Regions from separate parts of the Mus musculus genome. Here all the other regions are linked to region 1. A link is a loop called in an ENCODE intact Hi-C map of the cell type or tissue named here. Cell type or tissue: left cerebral cortex. All regions are shown on one strand. Region 1 holds the start of Gabbr1 (gamma-aminobutyric acid (GABA) B receptor, 1). Region 2 has its middle 4.7 kb from the start of Zfp57. Region 3 holds the start of Trim26 (tripartite motif-containing 26). Region 4 holds the start of Gm33595 (a long non-coding RNA gene). Region 5 has its middle 9.7 kb from the start of 1700031A10Rik.

Evidence for each region. Peaks named below come from ENCODE experiments on the same cell type or tissue, not always from the same donor. Only the 100,000 strongest peaks of a DNase experiment are listed, where the experiment ranks them.
Region 2: a loop joins it to region 1, with 3 times the contacts of the local background. A loop is called at or near these places in 12 of 42 quality-filtered maps.
Region 3: a loop joins it to region 1, with 5 times the contacts of the local background. A loop is called at or near these places in 8 of 42 quality-filtered maps.
Region 4: a loop joins it to region 1, with 4 times the contacts of the local background. A loop is called at or near these places in 12 of 42 quality-filtered maps.
Region 5: it touches region 1 in a loop (8-fold over the local background); 15 of 42 quality-filtered maps call a loop at or near these places.

What each region holds. Positions count from the first base shown.
Region 1 is chr17:37,045,571-37,050,570 of GRCm38, forward strand. Gabbr1 (gamma-aminobutyric acid (GABA) B receptor, 1) reads left to right here and starts at 396. Exons shown (of 23, transcript NM_019439.3): 1 at 396-719; 2 at 1,125-1,206; 3 at 1,884-2,087; 4 at 2,851-3,036; 5 at 4,207-4,227. The coding sequence starts at 1,125. In left cerebral cortex, CTCF peaks have their summits at 1,489, 2,608 and 4,478 (motif pointing right); DNase peaks (open chromatin) are centred at 409, 956, 1,309, 2,128 and 4 more places; H3K4me3 peaks cover 4,625 bases; H3K27ac peaks cover 3,811 bases.
Region 2 is chr17:36,995,276-37,000,275 of GRCm38, forward strand. It overlaps a transcript of H2-M5 not described here. Among named protein-coding and RNA genes, the nearest start is that of Zfp57, 4.7 kb to the right of the region's middle. In left cerebral cortex, a CTCF peak has its summit at 1,929 (motif pointing left); DNase peaks (open chromatin) are centred at 307 and 1,919.
Region 3 is chr17:36,833,238-36,838,237 of GRCm38, forward strand. It overlaps Trim26 (tripartite motif-containing 26), which reads left to right and starts at 3,909. Exons shown (of 10, transcript NM_001025599.3): 1 at 3,909-4,027; 2 at 4,228-4,335. In left cerebral cortex, CTCF peaks have their summits at 3,090 and 4,264 (motif pointing left); DNase peaks (open chromatin) are centred at 3,057 and 3,850; H3K4me3 peaks cover 1,943 bases; H3K27ac peaks cover 1,350 bases.
Region 4 is chr17:36,944,658-36,949,657 of GRCm38, forward strand. It overlaps Rnf39 (ring finger protein 39), which reads left to right. Exons shown (of 4, transcript NM_001099632.1): 2 at 517-539; 3 at 747-838; 4 at 2,399-3,329. The coding sequence ends at 2,979. It overlaps Ppp1r11 (protein phosphatase 1, regulatory inhibitor subunit 11), which reads right to left. Exons shown (of 3, transcript NM_029632.3): 3 at 3,698-4,897. The coding sequence ends at 4,695. Gm33595 (a long non-coding RNA gene) reads right to left here and starts at 2,425. Exons shown (of 2, transcript XR_385575.3): 1 at 1,699-2,425; 2 at 40-503. In left cerebral cortex, a CTCF peak has its summit at 2,759; a DNase peak (open chromatin) is centred at 2,607; H3K4me3 peaks cover 1,376 bases; H3K27ac peaks cover 1,372 bases.
Region 5 is chr17:36,911,609-36,916,608 of GRCm38, forward strand. No RefSeq gene overlaps it. Among named protein-coding and RNA genes, the nearest start is that of 1700031A10Rik, 9.7 kb to the right of the region's middle. In left cerebral cortex, CTCF peaks have their summits at 2,695 (motif pointing left) and 3,602 (motif pointing right); DNase peaks (open chromatin) are centred at 2,683 and 3,633.

The sequences.
Region 1 (5,000 bases):
CCATCGGCTGCCCTTTTGACCCTTGATTCTCCCTTCCCCTTCAAGGTCTGTTCCCCAGGCATATGACGTCTTCCCTCCTTACGCCAGGTCCAGATCTGTCTTCCTTTTGTACAAACACATCCTTTCTTCACCTTCATCCAGGCTCCTTGTCTTTGTGCCAGCTCCTCTGCTTTAGGCTTGGGTCCTATAACCCCCTACAGCCCCCCCTCCTGTCTCCATCAGTCTAGTCTGCGGGTCTCTCGGCAGCTCTTAGTCCCCCGCCTGCATGCGTGGTCGCCTATGTTCCCCTCCATCCTACCTCTACGCCCTCCCGCGCCGTGGGCGGTCTAGGGAGGGGCCGGGATCCGGGGCGGCTCCTGGGGCTCGGGTTGTGGGAGGCGCCCTCTCCGATCTCCCCCTCCCTTCCCCCCGCCCCGTCTTCCCCTGCACCCTCCTTCCTCCCTCCGCCCGAGAGCTTCCCCGGTCCCCGGCGCCGCCTCCTTCCCTCCCGGCACCGTGCTCTCGCGGCCGCCGTCGCCCCGGGGAAGGAGAGACGGGGGTGGGGTTTGCGGGTAGCGATCGCGAAGGGGAGAGACCCCGGCCGGGCTGGAGCCTGGATTCCTGTGGAAGAAGAACAGGGGGAGGGGAAGCTGGAGGACCGGGAGGGAGAACGGGGAGCCGCGGCCGGGCCTGGGCCCTTGAGGCCCGGGGAGAGCCGCGGAGCGGGACCGGCCGCCGAGGTAAGACCGGGGCCCCACGACCGGGGCTTGGCAAGGAGGCCGGTGGACGTAGGGTAGGGCCGGGGGGTGCGTGGGGTTCGGGTGCGAGAGGCGAGTGATGGGGTAGCGGGACCCCTGAGCGTGGGTAAGCTGGGCTAGCGCTAGCCACAGGGGCTGCTGAGAGGAGGTGGAGTCCCGGGAGGGTGGGGGGCCGAGGGAGGCCGGAGGAGGGTGGGGACAGGCGCTCTCTCCTCCTCTCCCCCCCAGCCCGTGCGGCTCCGCCCCCGCCTCCTCCGCGGGGCGCCCTTCGCGTCCCGAACCGCGCGGTTGGAGCCCGTGAGGTGCGCGGAGCGAGACCTGTCCGTCGGCTGGCCCAGGCCGCGGCCGGCGGGCTCCTCCGTGCCCTCACTGTTGCCTTTTCCTCAGATGCTGCTGCTGCTGCTGGTGCCTCTCTTCCTCCGCCCCCTGGGCGCTGGCGGGGCTCAGACCCCCAACGTCACCTCGGAAGGTGCACCCATCTCCGGCGCCCTGGACCTCTTCCACCCCACAGCTCGTTTCCTTGCACGTCTCCTTTCCTCATCACTCTTGCGGCAGGACCTCCCCCCGCCCCCATCCCTGGCATCCTGGTCCGCAGCCACTTCACAACTCCTGACCTCCTTTCTGTCACTCCGCATCACCACCAGCACCCATTTCCTCTACCTCACGTTGCTACACTACACCGTTTTTCTGTGACCCCGAATTATCTCAGCCCCACCTCCCTTTCCGGGCCCCACGTTACTACAGCGCCCCCCTTCCGTAGTCCACCTTGTTGCTTTGATGGGTTTGTGTGGTCCTTGTTCAGTGGGTTTGTGTGGTCCTCACCGGTATTCTCCTTCGGCCCTGTCCCTCATTTAAACCACCGAACATTATAGCCCTTAGGATTTCTTCTTAGATATTTGTCTCCATTATACTTCTTAACCGGTGGACTCTCGCACCAGCTTTAGCCCTAACCCACGACGCTGGGTTCTGCAGCTTGGGGTTCTTAACTGTTCCCACTCCCAGCTTCCAGTCGTGTGTCCCGTGTGCCCCTCCTTTTCTGTCCCCCTGCCCCAACCCCACCATTGACCACGCCCTGCTCTTCCCCCTTCCACTGCGCGCTGCCTTCCCGCTCCCACGGTTCCCCTGTGCCTCCCCATTCCCTCTCAGGTTGCCAGATTATACATCCGCCCTGGGAAGGTGGCATCAGGTACCGTGGCTTGACTCGCGACCAGGTGAAGGCCATCAATTTCCTGCCTGTGGACTATGAGATTGAATATGTGTGCCGGGGCGAACGCGAGGTGGTGGGGCCCAAGGTGCGCAAGTGCCTGGCCAACGGCTCCTGGACGGATATGGACACACCCAGTCGCTGTGGTGAGTAGCCTGGGAAGCCACCCACCATCCCTGCCCCCTTCCTTCAGGCCCTTCCATTCTCAGTTGCAGACCATCCTTAGTTGTTTTGCAAGTCAGCAATTTAAATCCAGTGGAACCAAATTCACAAATACGTTTAATGAATGAGTACTATGTAGGAGGAGGGGTGTTGCTGTGAGCAGCTAGTGGGAGGAAGCAAGCTAAGCAGCCAGCACATTCACTTCATCGTCTTCATGAGGATACTGATCATTGGGTGAAATAACTTTGATTTTTCATCTGAGTTATCCTTTGAGGTTCATTAATGAGAGATTATTTTTTAAGTTATAAGACGATTTCATTACATTTTCTGACACCTTTGTCTCCCACTCAATGACCATATAAGCCAGTTTAGTAGTAGTATAGACCAGCCATAATAAGAAAAGCAAATCTGGTCTTGCATCCAGGTTTACGTCCATCCACACATTTCAAAGGCAGAAGAGTACCCACTTTACTGTGCTGTTGAGCAGTATCTGTTTTGTGTGCTTATAGCTCCATCTTGAGTTCCTACAATAGAAATGCTATTTTTTTTTTCTGATAGGAATGTGAATACTGGGGGGGGGGGTAGGGCTGGGGAGAACGGGGAGGTAGGGAGGCACAGACATTGCACACCTGATTTCCTGTGGAGCAGGATGCTTGTGAACCCAGACCCAAACCTAATTCTCTGTACTCCCTAGGGGAAGGATCCTCTACAACTTGCCTTTTTTCTTATTTTCCTGTCTCTCCACAGTCCGAATCTGCTCCAAGTCTTATTTGACCCTGGAAAATGGGAAGGTTTTCCTGACGGGTGGGGACCTCCCAGCTCTGGATGGAGCCCGGGTGGATTTCCGATGTGACCCCGACTTCCATCTGGTGGGCAGCTCCCGGAGCATCTGTAGTCAGGGCCAGTGGAGCACCCCCAAGCCCCACTGCCAGGGTGAGGGGAACAGCTGCCTGCCTGCAGCTGATGAGGGTGCCTGCCCTAGAATGGGAGTGGGGTGGGAGTGGGTAGAGGGAATGGATGGTTGCTATGAAGAATGTCGGGGAGGAGTTTGGGAGGATGCAGGTGAAACCTATCTTTACACCACCCACCTGCCTCAGACTTGGTTCCACGGTCCTTTCTGTTGGGCTTCCCCCCACCCTCCTTTCCTTTAGTGTGTTCTTCCTGATTTCAAATCTTGGACCTTTTTTATTTTTCCTTCATTAATCTCAACTCCGCCCCCCTCAGCTTCTTAAAGTTAAAAAACTGCTCTCCCCACCTCCCTGGAAAAAACTACCCTCCCCCCCCACCCCCCGTAGACTTAGAACATCCTCTGTATCACTCTTCTAGGACTGGTCCTTTGCTATTCACTCTATAATGGAATTGCTGTAAATATTCAGAATTAAATCATACATTACATTTAGAAAAAGTCGGTGAGATATGGGATTGGAAACATGGAAAAAGCAAAAAAATTGGGGCAGAATGACCAGAACAGTGATAATTCAAGGGCAGATGGAAGAAGACTGAGTCTTGTGTATACTTTAACAATCTTGATCATTCCTTGAGGGAATAATTGATTGCTTTTGTGTTTGCTACCCCCTTGCTTGCCTCTTTGCTGTCTTTTCTGCAAACGTCTCCCTTTTCTGGGCACCCAAACTCTTGTATATATATACTCTTCTCTCCTGGAATGAATTAAGCTTCAGGGTTCTTCATTTTGACTAAGTCCTTATTTTGAGCTCTTAAGACTGTGTGCATATGCTAACCAACCTTTGGAGAACTTACTAAACTAAGGTATTTAAACAGCACTTATTTAAAACCAATTGTTTTGTAATTTGTCTTCTTAAAGAGATCATAGGTTTATATATACGTATATAATATTCAAGCTCTACAAAACTCAGCTGCACCCGACCCCCTTTACTTGCTGGAACAAATTCTGTTGTCCTTTGAATAATTGAAGAAAACACGAGTCCTGACCCCTAGCCCCGCCTTGCTCTTATCCTCAGGCACCCTTCCCTCATCGCAGTCTCCGCTCCGCATGAACAGGTGTGGGAGGGGGCTGGGGATCAGGCCTGGGAAGCTGGGCGCCCCTGGTAACTCTTCTCTGATCCCCGTCTTTCCTGCTGCCAGTGAATCGAACGCCACACTCAGGTGAGATCAGAAACCCTTCCGCGTGCACTGCCGCCCCCATCCCCTCACTCTTCACCCTCCACCAGCAGGATATCTTTGCTTAGGTTGTGGGTGTCCTGTTACTCATGTCCCACCACCCATTCTAGTTTGAGGCCGGGCCCTCCTCTCCTACCTGTTTCTTGCCGCCAAATCGCGGTTTTCCGCGGGTCGCGCTCCCTCCCACTTCCCTGCTTGGCCACGCTCCTCCGGGTCGCGCTCCTCTCGGACTCAGCTTTCTAGCGCGAAGCCCGGTAGGGGGCAGCCGCGCGCCGGAGGATCCCAGATCTCTCCTTCGTGGGGTTCCTTCAGACCTCGGGGACCTACTCTTGCCACCCCCTACCCAGGTTTTACCTGCGAGGTTCCGTCGACCCTGTTCACTGGTCCCACCCATGCGAGCCTCGCATCCTCTGTAGACCCTTTCTCCCATCACCTTTCTTCCAGCCTTCCCTCAACTACACTATCCTTCTCCTAAGCTGCACTTCTCCATACCAGTTCTCCCCTTCTGCAAAGCCTTTCCCATCGCTCTCGCTCTTCCTACCCTTAGTTCCTCGCTCCATCTTCCCATATCCCCCTTTCAGAACTGTCACCTTCCTCTCCTAACCTACCCACCCTCGCTTCCCCTCTTTGCTCTGTGCTTATCCTCTCTCCTTCCAAATCCTTATCCTCTCCTCTAGTCTCCTTAGGCAGAGACCCTTCCCTTCCTTGCGCTCTCCCTCTTCTCCCCTCCCCTTCGGGCCTCGGCACTGGCTCCTATC
Region 2 (5,000 bases), 50 kb before region 1:
ATTAAGGACAGAATATGATGGATTAAAGTGACAGTTTGGGTGTAAAGTTCACATGGGATGAACTTATGATTAATCTTCTTTTTGAAAACAATTTACTTAATTTTCTTTTATGTGGGTTGGTGTGAGATCCCCCAAAACTAGAGTTAAAGACAGTTGTGAATTGTCATATGGGTGCTGGGAATTGAACCCAGGCCCTCTGGGAGGGCAGCGGGTTCTCTTTACTGCAGAGCCATCTCTCCAGCCTTATGAGTAATCTTCTTTACTGAGTTGTCTGGATTTAGAAACCACCCCCTGCTGGGCATAGCTTCAAGGGCGCTTTTTGAGAAGAGAAGACCCACCCAGAATGTGAATGGCATTATCAAACAGGCTTAATTCTCAGACTGAATGAAAATGGAAACAGGAGAAAGCCAGCTGAGCACTTTCATTCCTTTTTCTTTACTTTCCAACCCACCCAGACTCCACCTGTACCACCGCTAGCTGCTCCTGTAGCCACACCTCCCCTTCTGTGGTGAACTTTACCTTTTGACTGAGAGCCAAAATAAACTTTCCCCCAACAGGTCACTTCTTGTGATGCATCTGGTCACAGAAATGAGAAAACAAATTTTATAGCAAGTACTTGTAAGAATTATGACTATCAGAAGTCTCCATTCATTGCTGACAGAGATACAAATAGTATAGCCACACATGGGAGATACCCAGTAGTTTCTTTAAAACTAAGAAAACACTTAACTATACAATATACAATGGCCACACTTACAGGTTTTCCCCCAGGACAAATCAAGAGCATGGTGCACAACCTTGACACGGTGCAGGCATCATTTTGCCTCTCTGGACTTCTTAAATGCATGGTCCCAGTCAAACTTAAGTCAAATAACATTCATCAGTATGTGGGGCTAGTCCTCCTCAAAAGTTTCAGGGTTATCAAAATCTAGGAAAATCAGAGAAATTGTCACAGAGGAGCCCTAAGGATCAACTGAGACCGAGTGTGTGGTGCCTTGGATAACGTCCTAGGAAAAAAAAAGGACATTAGTAACAACTGAAGAGTGTAAATAAAATATGTATAAATAAGTGTGTCCATATAGTTTCATGGGTTATAAAATGTATGGTGATGTGAGATTTAGTTTTATGCATGTATATGTATGCTTGCATGAGGTCATGAGAAGCACATATGCAGTGCCCTTGGAAGTCATAAGAGGACTGTGAGCTACCATGTGAGTGTTGGAATTGGAACTGGGTCCTCTGTATGAGCAGACAATATGCTCTTGACCATGGAGCTGTCTCTCCAGCCCTGTAGGATGTTTTAAACAGAGAAACTGGTGACTCTATATATTACCTTTGCAGTTTCTCTGGGGAAAATAAAAGCATCCTAAATTTTATTTTAAGATTTATTTATGTGTGTGTTACAGAGAAGCTGAAGTTGCAGACTTGTGATCCATCTGATGTGGGTGCTGAGAACTAAATTCAGGCCCTCTGCAAGAGCGGTACGTGCTCTTAAACACTAAGCCATCTCTCCAGTCCCTTACATTCTAAAATTTAAAAGGTCATGATTAGAAAATAGTTTTCAGGGACAGGGAGTGTGGCTCAGTAATAGATTGCCTAATTAATATATTCCCTGGGTTGAATCCCCTGCTCTGTGTGCATATATACACTGTCTCTACCCCACAACTAACCAACAGAAACTGGAACAACAAAGCAATCTGTTCCATTTTCCAGTGTTGACAGCAAACAGATGGAGAGGGGAATACTCAGAGATACTACAGGATTCCTTCTAACAGCTCTAACTTTCTTCCACCTACTGCGTAGATCTGGGTGGTCAGAAACATCTCATTCCTAACCACCCTTGTCCATCCAGGTTTCAGTAGGCCACTTCCAACTGATTCCCAATCAGACACAATCTGAGAGGTCAGAGCAGCAGCGCCCTCGTGTGGCCGTGATATTGAGGCTAGAAGACCCTACAACCTCTTACAGAAACTTCCTGAGACCTGACTCAGAACTCAAAGCAGTGTCAAGTGCTAACAGAGTCTGAGTGCTTCCCAAATCTAGGCAAACACAGATGTGTCCTCTTCTTTGAGTGATGGTGGACTCTGATTCATGATACAAGTCTCCAGCTTGACTACACAGCTAGTTTGTAGCTTCCATTTGGGCTAGAACTTCCCTCCTCCTGGGAACAAGCCCAGAACTTTCCACAAATAAGATGGGGGAGGAGCCAGAGCCACCCAGGGCAAGGTCCAGGGACGACAAGGAGGTCACAGAAGTCAAAATAGGTAAATTGAGCCTGGGAGGGAGGACAAAAGGAATGCTGGGTGGAAATCGAGAAGAATGCACCACCGGAAGTTTAGCAGTGGGGACATTAATGCTTCTGGGATGGGTCCTATTGGAGACAGGGTTAAGTTCTTCTAGCTCAAGCTCTGCTTTTCACATGGATAGTGACTCATTGAAATATTAGGTTCTGAAATGTCAGGTTATGGGAGGCGGAGAGAAAAGGGAAGAGAGGGAAAGAGGTAGCGAAACATCTTAACATAAAATTTTTCATTGTATTGTATAGGTATGAGTTTATATTTTGCTTGAAAGTACACTTGCATGTCAGGTTAAAAACTATGTGTGTTAGGTTTCTCTTAAGATTGCTGGAGATTTTTTCATTTTTCCTTTTCTTTTTTTTCGAGACAGGGTTTCTCTGTATAGCCCTGGCTGTCCTGGAACTCACTCTGTAGACCAGGCTGGCCACGAACTCAGAAATCCACCTACCTCTGCCTCCGTTTTTTCGTTTTTGTTTGCTTGTTTGGAGGCGGTATGTTTTTTGGTTCTTTGGGGTTTTTTTTAGACAAGATGCCACTATGTTACCCCGCCTCAAACTTGAGCTCTTAAATCTCATAAGCTAAGTAAACACCCTGTCAGTCACTGAGCTACATCCTCAGGCTTTTTCTTTAGACGAGTGTTAACTAACGTACCCGGAGTGTCTGTGTGCAGTGTCTGACATTCAGGCTCCATTTTTCCTGTACCCTCTAGCTTCATTTTGGGACAGGATATTTAAGTGGTTTGTTCTGCATCCGTGTGACTTAGTGATGAACAAAGGTTTGTCCAGTTTCTGCTCAAGCTTTTGCACCTTTCCATGGTCATCTAGTTTCTATAATTTCTCCAAAACTTCCAAATCTAAGAACAGCTAAAAATTCTGGAGGTTAGTGATTTATGCCATTAAGGGTTTTTTGTTTGTTTTGTAATTTTAAACAGGGTCTTTCCCTGTAACCCAAGTGTGCTGCAATCCTCTCTCCTAAATTCTGAGATTACAAGTATTCTGCTTATAGGTGTGTTGATTGGGGGTGGGGAGGTGAATAGAAAGGTGCTGGTCTACAAAGTGAGTTCTAGGACAGCCAGCCCCAGGGCTATACCGAGAAACCCTGTCTCAAAACACCCCACCCCCACCCCCAAAAAAGGTGCAGATTTGCAAGTCCCACCAGGATAGTGTCTGCACCAGGATAGGGACAGACTTCCTTCATGGTCCGGTTTCTCTACATCTCATGAGTACTTACTTTAGTAGTCAGCCTGGAGTTTGGATAGAGTTTGTGTTCAGATTTTTGTTTGTTTATGATACAGGGGATGAAACCCAGGGCTTTCTGTATGTTAGCCAAACATTCTACACTGAGTACATTGCCAACTATATTCAGAATTTGGATCTCAGTCCTTCCATGCTTGCCTCCTGATCTGAATACTGTCAATACTAGAGCCACTGGGGCTGCAGTAATTTGCTTAGGGGTTGGTAAATACCTACAGGTGTTCCTTAACGTTTCTATTGTTTTGATGAAACACCATGACCAAAAAGCAAGTTGGGGAGGAAAGGGTTCATTTTCCTCACACTTCATATCACTCACTGTTCATCATCAAAGGAAGACGGGACAGGAGTCAAATCGGGCAGAAACGTGGAGGCAGGAGCTGATGCAGAGGCCATGGAGGGTGCTGCTTACTGGCTTGCTGCTCCTGGATTGCTCAGCCTGCTTTCTTGTAGAACCCAGGATCACCAGCCTACAGGTGGTACTACCCATAATAAGCTGGGCTCTACTCCCATCAATCACTAATTGAGAAAATACCATACAGGCTTGCCTATAACCTGATCTTATGGAGGTATTTTCTTTTCTTTTTATTTATTACTACTATTATACTACTATTTTTATTTATTACTACTATAGCACACTGTAGCTGCATTCAAACACACCAGAGGGCATCGGATCCCATGACAGATGGTTGTGAGCCACCATGTGGTTGCTGGGATTTGAACTCAGGACCTCTGGAAGAGCAGTCAGTGCTCTTAACCACTGAGCCATCTCTCCAGCCCCCTGGAGGTATTTTCTTCATTGAGGTTTCCTACTCTCAGATGACTTTAACTTGTACCAAGCTGATATAAAACTATCCAGCACAGACACAAAGACCAGACAGAGACTTGCAGTTCTTGCTCACCATGGTGGTCAGAGGACAACTTGGGCAAGTCAGTTCTTGCCTTCCACCATGCAAGTTCTGGGATTCAAACTCAGATGGTCAGGCCTGGTGGAAAGTGCTTTTAACCACTGCTGGGTGGTTTTTGTTCACCGTCGTGTCGTTTGTTTGATTTAATACAGGAAAACAAGAAAAAAAAACCCACAAACACTGAAAACTATACCCAGGGCAATTACCAACATCCTGCTAAAAGACAATGTCTTCAGGAAATCATCATGGCCCCTGGACTGATTTTGTTCTACGAGCATGAATCTAGCCACAAGCAGCTCCTCTCCTTCCTTCTCCTCCTTTCCTCTCCCGTCCTTTTCTCTCCATTCTCTGGCCTGATCTCTTTCCTCCTGGACAAAATATCTATTTTGTTTACAGTTTTGGATGTTTTACTCACTCATGTCATGGAGGGTGTCGTATGGGAAAGCACAGGAAATAGTGGAGCAGTAACAGGAAGCAGCCAAGGCAAGATTTAGTCTCCAGATACATCTTCCAGTGGCCTACTTCCTCCAACTAAGTCCTAGCTT
Region 3 (5,000 bases), 210 kb before region 1:
TCATTTCTTCCCCAGTCACAAGGTTCATGACTGAGTCTACTAAAACAATAGACACACTAATAAGAGAAAAACATTTAAAAAAATGTAAAACCCACATTTTACACTACATGGGGACCTTGTAGTGTAAAAAAATGAAGACCAAGATGCCAGATATGATGACACATGCCTGTAATCCTAGCATTCAGGTACAGAGGTTAGAAGACAACCTGGGCTACATATTGAATTCAAAGCTGAACTGATCCTGTCTCAACAACAAAAACAAACAAAAGCCAGAAGAGACCTACAAGGTCTTATTATTTTGCCTTTGTTTTGTATTGAGTCTGGGTCTCACCATAGAAGGAAGGTTGACTAAAATATCCTTCAAAGTGCTAGGGTAACAGGTACAATATCTGTGTGACCATACAGGCAGAATATAACTGGAAGAGAAGAGGTGTGGTATATTGTGTACTGGGGAAGGAGTATATCAAGGTCTGTTTAGTTTCTCCTTGATATGACTTTGTGATATTCTTTCCCCTTCTAGTGTAGGACTGGGCAGTGGTTACGTGAGGGTCTTTCAGAGAGACAACAACCTTTTTGCAATTCCCATGAGACTTCATTAAATGGGAGGAGGACAGAAAGTGCACATGGTTACAAAGAAATGAACAAGATGGTTTGGGGGCTGGAGAGATGGTTCAGCATTAAAAGCATTTGCTCTCCTGGAGATAACCTGGGTTCAGCTCCCAGCACCCATTTCATCCTCTTACAACAGCCTGTAATTCTAGTTCCAGAGAATCTGATGCCTTCATCTGGCATCCACTGGCACTGGGCATACACATGATGCACATGCATGCATACACACATATGAAACACTTTGGTTGGCTTTTCAACACAAGGTTTGCGATGGTTTGTATATGCTTGTCCCAGTGCGTGGCACTATTAGGAGGTGTATCCTTGTTGGAGTAGGTGTGTCACTATGGGCATGGGCTTTAAGATCCCCATCCTAGCTGCCAAGAAGTCAGTCTTCCACTAGCAGCCTTCAGATGAAGATGCAGGACTCTCAGCTCTGCCTGCACCATGCCTCCCTGGATGCTGCCATGCTCCCACCTTGATAATAATAGACTGAACCTCTGAACTTGTAAGCCAGCCCCAATTAAATGTCCTTTATTAGACTTGCCTTAGTCATGGTGTCTGTTCCCAGCAGAAAAACCCTAACTAAGACAAGGTTTCTCAGTTCAGGCTTAGCTATCCTGATATTCAATCTGTAGACCATGCTAACCTCAGACTCGGAGATCTACCTGCCTCTGCCTCCAGAATGTTGAGGTTAAAGCCTATGTACTGTAAAAGTAACTTTTATTCACTTGGTGTAATTGTCATCTCAGATGGAGGCTTACTGAACTCTGGCTGGCTGGTCAACTCAACTGTTCTGGCTCAAACTCCTCTCCAAGCTGACAGATTAGTCTGGCTTCTCTCTCATCCTCTGACTTTTTGCTCTGCTTGGCCTCAAACTAACTCAGGTAATCTGTTCTGATCTTCTGGTTTCTTCTCATTCTCTGAATCGTTCTGTCTTCACCTGTGTCTAGCTTATCTCTCTTCAACCTGTCTCTGTAAAACTCTCCTGGTAAAACTACCTTCTCTCTTTCTGCACTCTCTTATGCGGTCTCACTTTCCTTTCTGTTCTCATGAGAGATGGGCATATCCTACTCTGTCAAATCTTTCTTTGATTCGTCACTTTGTCTGTCACTCAACTAGACATCACTTTCAAACATAGGTGCTTCCTTCGACTAACTTGACCTTCATTGTTTGAGAAAAAAGGTGTGTGCCAAGGCTGAGCCACACCACAACCAGAAACAGGTTTTTCCAGTGAACAACGCAGTCTCACAGGGTTAACGGTGTGATCAAACATCCTGCAACAGTGTGCCACCATGGCTGGCTTATTTGTTTATTTTATATGTGAGTAGTTCACCCGCATGCGTGTATGGGCCTGACCTGTCTGTATGCCTGGTGCCCAAAGAGATCAGAGTCTAGAATCCCCTGGATCTGAAATTAAAGGCAGTTGTGAATTGTCTTATGGTTGCTGGGCGTGGAATCCAGGTTTTCTACGAGAATAATTGCCCTTAACTTCTGAGCCATCTCTCCACACCCACATCTAAAAAAAAAAACCAAAAAAACAAAAAAACAAAAAACAACAACAAAAAACCCAAAAACAAAAAACAACAACAAAAAAAAAACCCACTATCAGTGTATGAGACATGCATAAATAAATCAAAATAGATTAATGTATGGTGGGTTACCCATTTAGACAGTGAATGAAAAAACAAGTGTTAGTCAACCGAGAGTCACCCACATTTCCAAAACCAAGCTCCCCTATCCCCTGCCCTTCAATCCTCATCATTACTAAAGACCAATGGGACCTGGCTTTTTTTTCACTTTCGCCACTGTCCTGCATTTTCACTATATGCATGTTCCATACCCCATATTATAAAGCCTGCACCATCACAGCCTGCCCTGCTTCTCACTCCACTTCCAATAAATCTTTTTCATGAGCTCTGTTGTGTAATATGATTTTTTTTTTTTTTGGCAGCATTCCTTGGCTCTGACCATCGTTGAGGTACTCCCTGTGACTATTCCTTAAGTATGGAGAAGATTTTTATTGTAGATATAAGGGAAACGCAGGCAGAGTGGGAAGAACCGGTACTGAATATGGGCAGCCTGGTCTACAGAGCGAGTTCCAGGACAGCCAGAGCTACATAGTGAGACTCTGTCTCTAAACAAAACAAAACAAAGCTCCCACCCCCAATATCAACTGAAAGAGCAGGTATCTAGTGATTTTAGGGTGTGCTGAGATCAAAGTCCAGAGCACAGGCATCCAGAACTCCGCTCCACCCCCTACAACAGCTCACAGGAAACTCAAAAGCACTCCCCATATGTTGGTGAAATGTTAGGACTTAGGACTCGGAGCCCTCCTGCAGCTCGGACTACTTCTTTGGAAGTAGCAGGAACTGTGGATTTCCTGCAGAGCAGAAAGCTGTGTGCAAAAAGGGCTTTCAGGCTAGTGGGCGTGGTCGAGTCCTTGGCTGTGGAGCTGCAGGAGGCTCTCAAAGCTCCTGTAGAGGGCCTCAGTACCAGATATTGCAGGTTCTGTAGTTTTTCTCAGTTTTCAACAAATTCCCCCTTCGTAGCCCAGGCTGGTATTGAACTCTAATGCCTCGGTTTCCCTAGCGCCAGGATCTTTAAATGTTTTGCATTTATTTATTTAGCGTAGGTGGAGAGTGCATGTGCTTGTGGAGCTTAGAGGACAACCAGAATAGATGTTCTCATGTCCCATCATGTGGGGGATATGGGATTTGAAAGCCAGTCATCTGATTTGGTGGCAAGCATCTTTACCCACTGAACTATCACTGTGGTGTGGGGTGGAGTGTGGAATGTGTATGTGTGTTTACTTTGTTCTGTACAGCAGGAACAGCACCTGCCTTGTGTAAGGAAGGCTAGTTGTCAAAAATGGTTCATCCTAGCCAGGAGCTTCGAAAATGATATTTGTGATGGATCTTGGAAAAACTTGATAGACTGGTCTGATCTTAGTTAGAGGCAGGCCCTGAGGAGGAAACCCCATCTAAAACCCAGCCCTTGCAGACACCCCAGCCCACCCCTAACCGCAGGGAATCAGAAATGGGGTCTCGAAAGCTATGGGGGCTTCAGCACCCTAACCTACACGAGGCCTCGCGCGACCTCAGCAGCTGGAAGACAACCGTGACGCACTGGCCGCTTCCGATTTCACTTTCCTTTTCTCGGGCCCGGCCGCTTCACCTCTTTGGCCGCTGCCTGGGGATTTGCCCAGTGATCAGTGACGTCAAGAATCCTGAAGTTCCCATTGGAGGATGGAGTTTGGCAAGAGCCAATCCCAGGGCTGGTCCCAGAGAAATCTCGGCGGAGGGCCCGGAGCTCCCGGAGACTGCTGGGCGGGGAGACTGTGGTGCCGGCTGCTTGCTCAGGACCTACCCCGCGGAGCAGCTCCAGGGAGAGGAGTGACCCGGCCCGGAGAGCGGCGCGGGTGAGTGCGGTTTGCACTGGTGAGGAGACGCGGAGGAGCGGCCGCCGTGCGACCCGGGTGGGGACAGCGAAGGCGGCCGCGGGCCCTGGGCAGGGCTAACCAGGCCCGGGCGCGCGGGACGGCGAGCTCGCGTGAGCGCCGCGTCCCCGGCTCGCCTTTGGGCCTTTCGCCCTGAGCTCGCCGTGTTCCTTCCTCCTCAGGTCCAACCCAGACTTACTTCAGTCTCTTCCAGTCCCCAGAGCCAGAAGTGAGCGGGACCCGGATGACGTTCCACCTGGTGGCTTGGAGCCCTGCATGACCAGAAGCAGGTCTTATATTTATGTATCTGTTTATTTTTTTTTTATTTATTTATCCTCAGAGTAAACTGGTTTAGCTAGTTGTACCAAGAGCTGTGCGTTCGTTATCACTGATGATTTTACTACCTAATTAGCTTAGGAAAAGAAAGTATAAACCTGGCTGTGGACTGGTGCACGCCTTTACACCCAGTGCTTGGGAGTTAGAGGCCAGTCTGGTTTACAGACTAAATGAATTCTAGGATAACCAGGGCTACAAAGAGAGCCCCTGTCTTGACCCCCACCCCCACCCCCACCCAAAAAAAAAAAAAAGAAAAGAAAAGAAATGTATGAATTTAACTTTGGGAAGTGAATAGGAGGAGACACTTAACAATTCCCCGTACATTCCAGATTTTGACAACACAACCATTTGTGTGTGTTTCAAAGAAGGGAAGAATGACATGCGCTCGTTCATGCATGCCTGAACCCCTTGTTAGTGAGATGGATTCATGATGCCTAGAGTATTCCTCCCAAGTTAAAACAAACAAACAAACAAACCCATATTTTTCTAAAAGAAAGCTTTCATTAATGCCTTTAAAACTGCAACTTTTAAATTTGATAATGATGACGATGGTGATGACAACGACAGGGTGTCTCCATGTATCCAAAATGGTCTGAAACTGACCATGGCAGCCCAGGTT
Region 4 (5,000 bases), 100 kb before region 1:
ACATAATAAAACCAAAGAGCCCAATAAACGCCACTGAGCTTTTAAGACAAAAAGGAGAGCAGCTTTATTGTTAGGCTTTTATATAACAACTCTTAGCTCAAGGAATATGGGTGTGTGTCCCTTTTGTGGTGACGGGGTGGACATATATCTGGAAGACATGCTGGTAACTAAAGAAGGAGAGCATACTAAAAGAGAGCGTGGGCCTGGGAAGATTAAACAAGAGGTAAGAAGTAGTTGTGTTGAGGCTGTGGAAGGATGGAGAAGGCATATAACAGTCTGGATGAAGCTAGGAACCTGAGGAGAAAGTGATTTTGGAGTAGGCAGAAGTAAAGGACATGAAAGAAGAAGGGAGAACTGAAGAGAAAAATGGAGCAGAGCGGGCAGGGTGTTTGGGGTGGGGTGGGGAGATGGTTTTAAAAGGTGGGAAGGTATCAAGCAGTCAGAGCTCACCTGAGGCGGAGGGGAAGATGTCCCACAGTGTGAACTCACACCTATGTTTTCTTCTGCCCGTACCAGGATATGAGGAAGACATGGAGACGGTGAGTTCCATTTTTGTTTGTTTCTTCCTTCCCACTACCTACAGCCATAGCCATGACCTTCCCTCCAGACCCCTCTCTTTACCTCCACTTAGCAACGGGCTTTCTAGAGTGTAGCCTCACCTGTTTCTGTGACAAGTGAGTGGGTTAGGATCATCAGAAGCAGCATCAAAAAGACAGGGATGCCAATAACTTCCTTCGTCTCTCCAGATTCGATGTCCCAGCACCCAAGCCATCTAACTCAGAGGAGGATCTCCCTGAAGATTACCCCGTGGTCAAAAACATGCTTCACAGGCTGACAGGTGAAGAGGGGAGGGAGCGGATCATAAGCTATGCTCTGTTTGCTCCCTCTTCGCTCTAGAAAATGCTCAAGTCCACTTTGGTATCAGTTTTGACTTCCTACAGCTGAAATAATGAAGTGTCACAAATAGGTGGCTTGAACAACCACCATTCGCACTTCAAAGTCTAGAGATAGAAGTCTGAGGGCTAAGGAGAAATCTGTTCCATGCTCTCTCCTGGCTCTGGAAACCTCAATACTTCCTTGGTCCACAGATGGTCTCACCTGGGCTTCCTTCTAGGTACCTGTCTCTGTGTGCAAGTGTCTCCACTCTCTTTTAAGATAGAAATCATCCTGCATCAGGGCCTACTGTAATAATCTCATTTTTTAACCTGATTACCTTTGTGAAAATCCTCCCCTCAAACACACGCGCGCGCACACACACACACACGCATAAGGTAAATTCAGAAAATTGGGGAACAAAACTGACACCCCACCCCCTTTAAAGAGTCTCTTTCTATGTATCCCAGGCTGGCATGGACCTCTAGTCCCTGTCTTTGCCTCTAATGTGCTGAGGCTATGCATATGTAACTCCACAGCTGGACAGGAGGCACAATGTAACCCAGAACAATATCCTTAATTCCTCAGATCTCAGCCACGTTCCCTCACGTTTTTTATGTACCCCCAGACAGTACAAGATCCCTGCTTCCACCTCCTCCCATTCTTGGAAAGGGGGTCAAGACTCCAGCACCTCCTCTACCCCTTCTGTGCTCATTCCCAAGGTAGCTCTCGAGATGTTCCATTCCTTAGTCACCCCTCCATCTCACTTAATACAAATTCCTTCTAGCTCCTAATCCAGAAGCATTTCCTTAAAGCGCCCCATACCTGCAAGGCCAGCGACTCTTTCTGGTCCCTTAGGCAATTTCTGTATCTCCTCTGACCACACCTCCTATAGAAATGGGCCTGGCCTGGAAGGTAAATGGGCTGGTTTTACTAGATACCTTGGATTCCTCCCTTTGCCCTTCCTTTAAATCACTCTAGTTCCTATCTGGTATCAGTCTCTCTCAGGTATCAGTCTCTCTCAGTAAGTAGTCTTGCTGACCTGGCTCCCGTACCCAACCCAGATTCAAGGTTTTTGCTTTGTGTTGTTGTTGACACAGGGTCTTACTATGTAGTCCTAAGGGGCCTGGAACTTGCTATACAAGCTGGCCTCGAACTCACAGAGTTTTGCCCTCTTTGCTTCCCAAGTGCTGGGATTAAAGCCACCACACTTGCAGATTCAAGTATTAGTCATCATTCTCCCTATAAGTCCCATCCGCCACTCTTCCACCAACACCACACACCAGCCTCCCCTCAGGTCTCCATGCTGGGTTCCTTGACCAGCATAGTCTTTGTCCAAGTCCAGTTCCACAAAAGTGGTGGATCAGAGCACAAAGCGGCTCTGTGCCTTAGTGTCTTCCCATCCTGGTCGCCCTGGTCGCTAGGGGAACTGCGAGAGGACTCAAGCACCTCTGCTCTTCTTCACCCTTCTCTCTAGACTTAAAAAACGTACCATGTGTTGTTCCCCCTCTCCCCTCTTCTGCAGCTGACCTGACGCTCGACCCTCGCACAGCACACCGTGATCTGCTCATCTCCTCTGACTACCGCGGCGTGAGTCTGGCTCCACCCGGAACGCCTGCGCCGCTGGACAGCCCCGCGCGCTTTGATCAGCTCCCGGCGGTGCTGGGTGCGCAGGGCTTCGCGTCAGGCCGCCACTGCTGGGAGGTGGAGACCGCGGAAGGCGCGTCCTTCAGAGACTCTACAGCTCAGGATGAGAACGCGGGAGAGAGCTGCTACGCCGTGGGCGCTGCCGGGGAGTCCGTGACCCGCAAGGGCCTCATCAAGCTGTGCCCATCGGAGGCTATATGGGCCGTGGAGGGCCGCGGCGGCCGCTTGTGGGCGCTCACGGCTCCAGAGCCCACCCTGCTAGGTGGTGCCAGGCCCCCGCCGCAGCGCATTCGCGTGGACTTGGACTGGGAGCGGGGTCGTGTGGCCTTCTATGACGGCCGCTCATTGGACTTGCTCTTCGCCTTCCAGGCGCCGGGCCCGCTCGGGGAGCGTGTCTTCCCCCTGCTCTGCACTTGTGACCCGCGTACCCCGCTGCGTATCTTGCCTGGAGAAGCCTGAGCCTCAGGTCTCTAGCTCCTACCCTACCGCAGTAGTCCAGATGGCCTCGAGGCTACTTCTGTCCCTTGCACAAATCCCCACCTGTTTCAGTGACCTTGTCTGTAACACCTATCGGAACAGGAGTATTAATAAGCACCCTTTGTCCACTCACATTCTCCCAAATCAAAACCTCAACTGGCTTGTACATTCGTGCCTTTAAGCCAGTCTAGTCCCGAGTCTCCATGACCTAAGACCTTTTTCTTGAGTCCTCTTTCCGTACCATTCTAGGCCAGGCTAGAGAAAGAGGCTCTGTTTGTACCACCAGTGTTGGGAAACAGTCCTAATTTACCTCCAATCCCAAAAGGCTCAGGGCATGATGCACAGCAGGAAGTCTGCAGCTTCCTGCTCATGTCCACTCTGAGGATTCTCAGAGGAAAAAAAAAAGTCTTCCTAAGACATTTAACTCATAACCTAAGCCGCGCAGCTCAAACCTGAAGCCTAGAACATAAATTCTAGGATATGTATGCAAGCCAGTCTATACTCAACCTTTCATTTATGACTGTTTCCTCTGCTCGTGGCCTTTTCCCATTGAACACCCTCTTGGAACTTTATCTTGCACATAAAAGAACTAATGGTGCTACCTCCTTCCTCAACCCGGGAGCAACTCAGGCACCCCAAACATTCTGTATAGTCTCCCATCCTTCCCTTGTGTATAAATGGGCCTGTATTTAACACACTGTGCAATGTTGGGTTATTTATTTTGTGCATCTGTGGCAATAAATGAGATCTAAGTGGTGCCATGGGTTTTGCTGATTTCTGTACTGTGCACAGCCAGAGGCCTGGAGGGCAGTACCCAGATCCTAGCACCAGCCGGGGAGGGCTGAGAGAGCAAGACACCTGGGTTGGCAGACACCAAAGCCTAGGCAGGAAAGGGTAGGAGCATACTGCAGGGGCCTGTCCCCTCATCTCTTTGCTTTCTCCCTCTTTCCTTTTAGGGACCCAGGCCCCTAGGACACCAATGCTGAAGCTCAAAGATTAAAGGCTGAGAAAATCATTGGCTCTAAGTCAGTGGTCTCAGCCAGCTTTGTCAGAAATGTTATATTCAGGACATGGCTATTTTTTTTTTTTTTTTGGTTCCACTTTCCATTAGGTGTGAATGACAAAGACCTCTCCTAACTCCTTTGGAGAGCCATAAGGGGTAAGAGGAGCAGAAGGGCCAGGGAACCCTATAGTCTCCACACAACCTTACATCCCACAGGCAAGAACTAAGATTTAGGAAAACTGCATCAGTAGAAGAACCATAAGCCAGGATTAATACGCAGAACTGGGGTGCAAGATTGCCTGGCATCTGATTGGAGCCCTGGCAGTGAAAGCTGGGACCGTTGAAAACCCAGTTGAAGTGCTTGGGACTCAAGCTGAGGGTGCAGGTGGCCAAGATACTGGATCCCAGGACAGGTAGTTTGGCAGTGAGAACAAAAGGGATAGACTGGGACCAAGATGCCTGGATCCCAGGCATGGGAGCAAACTGTAGGGAAGCAGGGGCTGGGAGAACCCAGAAGCCTGGGTTCTGGAACAGCAGCAAGTCAGAATTCCAGGATCTGTATCCACCCTCCTCTTCCTCTTCTCTATCACTCAGGAGACGGAAGAAGGGGGCAGGAGAACGGAGGCAATGGGTGGAGTCCCCATGTCAGATGGATATATTTGGGGCAGGCAGACACATGAATGGTGAGAGGGATTTAGTGCTGCATAGGTCCTGGAGGGGGCTTAGAGGGATCAGGAGGCTGTGGAGGAGTGGTTGGGGTGGGTGCTGGGGTTGTAGGACGCCGTCCTTTGCGGTGACCCCGTACACAGTGCTTATGACTACAGCCTTCTTCTTCATCCTCATCACTCTCGGTGGAGCTCTCGCCAAAGGCCCGAGGCTTCTCATAAATACAGCAGCCTGAATGGAGAGAGAGAAAGCCAGCTAAGAAGGATGAAGAGCAGTGTTCAGTCAGTTTCATTTCCACCAGATCTGTGTGAAAACCTCTCCCTACTTTTCTGGA
Region 5 (5,000 bases), 130 kb before region 1:
TACAGATGGTTGTGAGCCACCATGTGGTTGCTGGGATTTGAACTCAGGACCTTCGGAAGAGCAGTCAGTGCTCTTAACCGCTGAGCCATCTCGCCAGCCCTATTATTTTTATTGAAAATTGTTTTTATCACTGTGAGTCTTCTTACCCACTTTGAAGACAACTGAAATGAAAGCTGTATTTTTTTTCTATAACTACATGCTGTAAATATATGTGTAGAAATGATCTGCCATATTGGATACTGTTTTTCTCCAAGATACTATTTATTTAATATGTTGAATATGTGTTATTTCCAGAGTAGACAGAGTTATGTAGTCATTATTTCTAACATAAGAAAAGCACAAAGTGAATATATGATATCTCTATTTCTTAATTAGATCTCTTAAGTAGAGTTAGCTCTCCTGGAACCCACAAAGTAGATCAGGCTTGACCTCAAATTCCCAGAGTCACTCCTCCCTCTGCCTCCAGAGTTCCCTGACTAAAGGCATCCACAAGGCAAACAAATGATTGAGGTCTTCAGGGTAAGAGACACTTCATCACTGCTCCCAGGAAGCAAAATCTTCAGGCCACTAGAGCTCCCTGCCACGCTGAAACTGGAATTTGGAACAGGACAAAGTCCTGGTGACATGGTGGCCAGGCAATCATCTGAAAAGGGGGCAGGAGGAGCTGGACTGGGCTGAGCTTATTCTGAGCTCCAGCTGCTCTGTCAGTGGAGCATGGGTGCTATTCGGCTCCTCCACCCACCTCAGAATTGTAAGGAAATCCACACTGTCTGAGAACTCAAAGCACAAGCCTGTAAATTATGTTTTACCCTTTCCAGGTATTAAAAGACACTCCTGAGTAGAAATAATAAAAATAAATCTAATGCAAAGATGATATGCACTGTAACACTAGCCAACACCTTCCCAGCATCTGGGGGCAGGTGACTGGGGAGTCGTTGGTTTTCATCGTCGTTTTGGTATGTCCAAGAGGTTGGATGTAAGGGCAGATTTTAAGTTGAGAAGCCTTCTGGAAATAAGCATACTGTATTAAATGTTCCAATATAGCCCAAGTTTCATGGAAATTAGTATGTAGCTAAAGATGACTGTAGGGGCAGCTCTGATGCTAAGGTCCTGTTCCCCAATTGGTCTATCATTAAAGAGAGTCACGGGACAATTGCTAGGCAGAAGGTACAGGCGGGACTTCCAGGAGGTCCCTGGAGGAAAAGGGAGACCCAAGAAAGGAGAAACAGTTTCACACTGCTTCTGATGGAGAAGGGTTGAAGAGCCATGTGAGATCTCAAAGATGAGTGGCCACATACATAAGCTTCTCCTACAGGTGGTGGTCAGGGTCGTTTAAGCAGGGAATAGATATGACTACCCACTAAAATTTAGGACAGGCGGGGAAGGTACAGAACTAAGAGTAATGATAAGAGCATGTTTTCCAGGTGGGAGAGAGTAGTGTCCCCGACAATTGTGCCAAGAAGGCAAGTTGAAAATAAACAACTGTGTGTATGTACGTCTTTTACCCATGGATTCAAGGGAAGCTGGGTAGCCACAGCCCATTCCTGAAGGATAACATGGCATAAAACTACACAAAACAGATGACCCTGAACTTCAGATCCTCCTGCCTCTGCCTGTGAACTCCTGGAACTACAGGCTTGTGACATAAGTCCAGTTTTATACAGAGCTGGGGCTCAAACTGAGGTGTTCACTAATGATGAGCAAGAGTTCTACCAACTGAGCTGTTTTCAGACTTGTTTTATTTTTTTAAATTATTTTACTTTATGTACATGAGTGTGTTGCTTGTTATATGTATGTGCACACACCATGTACATACCTATAGATGGTTGTGGGCCACATATGGAAACTGGAAACTAGTCCATAATCCTCTATAAGAACAGCAAATATTCCTAGCCACTGAAATATTCTTCTGTGTGTGTGCACGCGCGGACACACATACACACACATGCACGCACACACTCGAGTTTAGTGGCTTCTCTGACACTTGCATAAAATCAGGGATTAAATCTTTAATCTGTGTTTTAATCAGAAAGCCAGCAATCTTGAAAGATTTTGACTTAGCATCCTAAAGATCTCATCTTAGAAAGGACAAACAAAGCCAGTCATCCATTTTATATTTAGTCTTGACCCTCTAGTCAGGTGGTCTCTCTTGCCTCTGAGATTTGGGGTGTTGGTGCTTTCCTCCTTATGGTCTCCTCTCTTGTGGCAAGAAGACAGAGGAGTGCTCAAACACTAAGACTCCGAGTCTTCCATTCCTCCTGAGACAGTCCCAACAAGGCAGGCTCAGCTACCTCCAATATGCCAATCAGAGGGACAGTCACAACTTAAAGCACCGGAAAGAGGAACAAGGAACACAGTCACTTCACAGTCCATCCTCGGGGTCCTGACTTGAGCTTTAAGTTTAAATAGAGAACAAGTGGTATTCACAGCTAAACCCATCTCTGGGCGAAACTTTCTCTGCTCTGTGCTGCCAGGTGGTTTGATGAACTGTCAGAACCAAGTGAAATCTCTTCCAGGGAAGCAAGAACCAGGGCTTTGGCCTCTCCTCAGCTTGGGATTCCTGAGGGAATTTTAATTCTCTAAGGTCTCTTAAGAGGTCTTTGAGGCCAATAGACTGATGACCAAAGTGAGAGGCACAAGTGTTTTTAGTATACCTCCATTCTGCTAGAGCAGTCACAGTGCTGCCACCTGGTGGTAACACCATAGTGCTATTTTCTATGGAGCTGAGCATCCCACACCCAATATCAAAACCCCACAACTGGCTTTCAATGTAGAGATTGCTATCAGCTGTTCATAGTGACACCCTCCCCCCCCCCCGTAACTTCAGGTAGGAGAGGGACATCTCTCCGGTTGTAGGATGTTTAGACACCACCAGAACTTATGAATGTAAGTCTGGTTATCAAGTTTGCTTTTTTTTTTTTAAACTGCTGAGCCATCTGCACCCCCTCCATTTTTTGTTTGTTTGTTTGTTTGTTTATTCCTAACAGGGTCTCAGTATGTAGCCCTACCTGGACTTCATTATGTATACCAAGATGCTCTTGAACTCAGAGAAATACACCTGCCTCTGCCTCCCTAGTGCTGGAATTAAGGTGTGAGCCACCATACCCCTTCCTCCTTTTTGAGATAGGCTTTCTTTTAACCCAGGCTGGACTTTCAAGTTCCTGAAGGAAAGAGTAAGATATGTATAAATTTAACCCTAGCCTATCCTGTAAACCTGATCATGGGCTCTGCCACCTCTTCCTAACACGGCCCCCCAACCCCAACCATCACCATCCTAGCAAAGCATTGCAGCCAAGATGGAAATGAAACAACAAATGAGGAGCTAAAATGAGCCCACATTTCTAAACCTTAGCAAAGCCAGGAGCACTGCTGCTCAAGCCTTTGTAAGGGACAGATGGAGCCCTGTGTAACTTCGATGAACTGTTTGTCATTCAATGTCTGGACCCTTAACACAGGGAGGGGCAGGGCAGAGGAATATCTGAATATTTCTCTGTGTATTCCACCCCCGTCCCCTCATCCTTAGGTTTGAGAAACTCTGTTTTAGAAAATTAGACCAAGCCTCCATTCATGTTTATGACCAGAGATGAGAGGCGATGCACCCATCTTGAGCCACTGCCACTAGGGGGAGCTGTCGTCTACTCGAAGAACAGTGAGTGGTAAAGTCACGGGTTAATTTTAAGGTGGCAGGGTGGGTAGATCACGGTGGTCCACATCTAGAATCCCAGCACTTCGGTGGTCCCGACAGAAGGACAAGAGTCCAAAGTCATCATTAGCTATGCATCAGGTTCAGTCCATATTGGCCTGACAAGGACCCGATCTCAGGAAACAAAACTTTAAGACTGGGGGAGGGGCAATACTTCCATGGGATTTGGGTTGTGACTTGAAACAAACAAACAAACAAAAAGAAAACACCCAAAGAACAACAACAACAACGATGACAGAAAACAAACTGCCCTCTCACATGCCCAGCTACAACACAGAAAGGGAGAATACTAACAACTTGGGGTGGAGGGCTGGGGTTGTTGAAGATCCATCCAGCCTGCCTCTATCTTAGGCATAAAGACATTTTATGGTAAAGAAAACTAGGTTCATTCCTGTTTTTGATTAAACCTTGGCTTCTCAAGGATGGGGCCATGTCTCACCTGTAACCTTAACTGAAAATGGCTTTGTACTGCCTGTTCTAGGACGCCAATCCTGTGTTTGTTTTAAAAAGTTATTTATAACAATCTTGCAACCATACCTTTGTTCCAGAAAGTTATGTAACCACCTATGACTACCTTGTTATGTCTGACTGTTGTCAAGACTACCTTGCTGTGCCCACCCTAAAATCATGTCTTTGTTTTGGGAGGAGAGGGGAAATAACTTGTGTTGGTGTTCTGCTCCTATAATCCAACCTACTGGAAATACCCTATCTCTGAGCCTTGTCTTCCTCATATCCACTACTGAGCACTAAAAACCCTGCCTAAAGGGCAGGCAGCCCATGTACACGAACAAAACAGCTTGCTTTAATTAATTCCTTGCTTTAATTAACTCGGCTATGATAATTTGGGTAGTGGTCTTTCTCCTCCCCATCTTTGGGATTAACACTGTCCCTTTTCTTTATATTCCTACAGTCCCTATTAGCCCTGGATGTAGCCTCTGCCCTTCCAGACTTTATCTTTTCTCACAACCTAAAGACTCCAGTCGGTCAGGGGGATTCAGGGAAATGTTTAGACTCCGGGTTCTTGCTCTTGCCCCACCTGCTGGGGTTTCCTGGTAGCTCCTTTGGTCACAGGGTTTGGGAGTCGGAGCTCTGGTGGTCTTAGGGAAGAAGAGTAAGCAGGACCTACGTGGTAGGCGTGGTCTCAGATGTAGCCATCTGAAAGTGAAGCCTATGAAAGGCTTCTGGGCTCAGGTCTCTGGCTCCAAATGACAGCCACTCACAGACAGCTATCCCTGGGAAAATCTACCAGTCAGTCATAGAAAAGTTGACACCTAAGTAGCTCATGACTGCGGGAAGG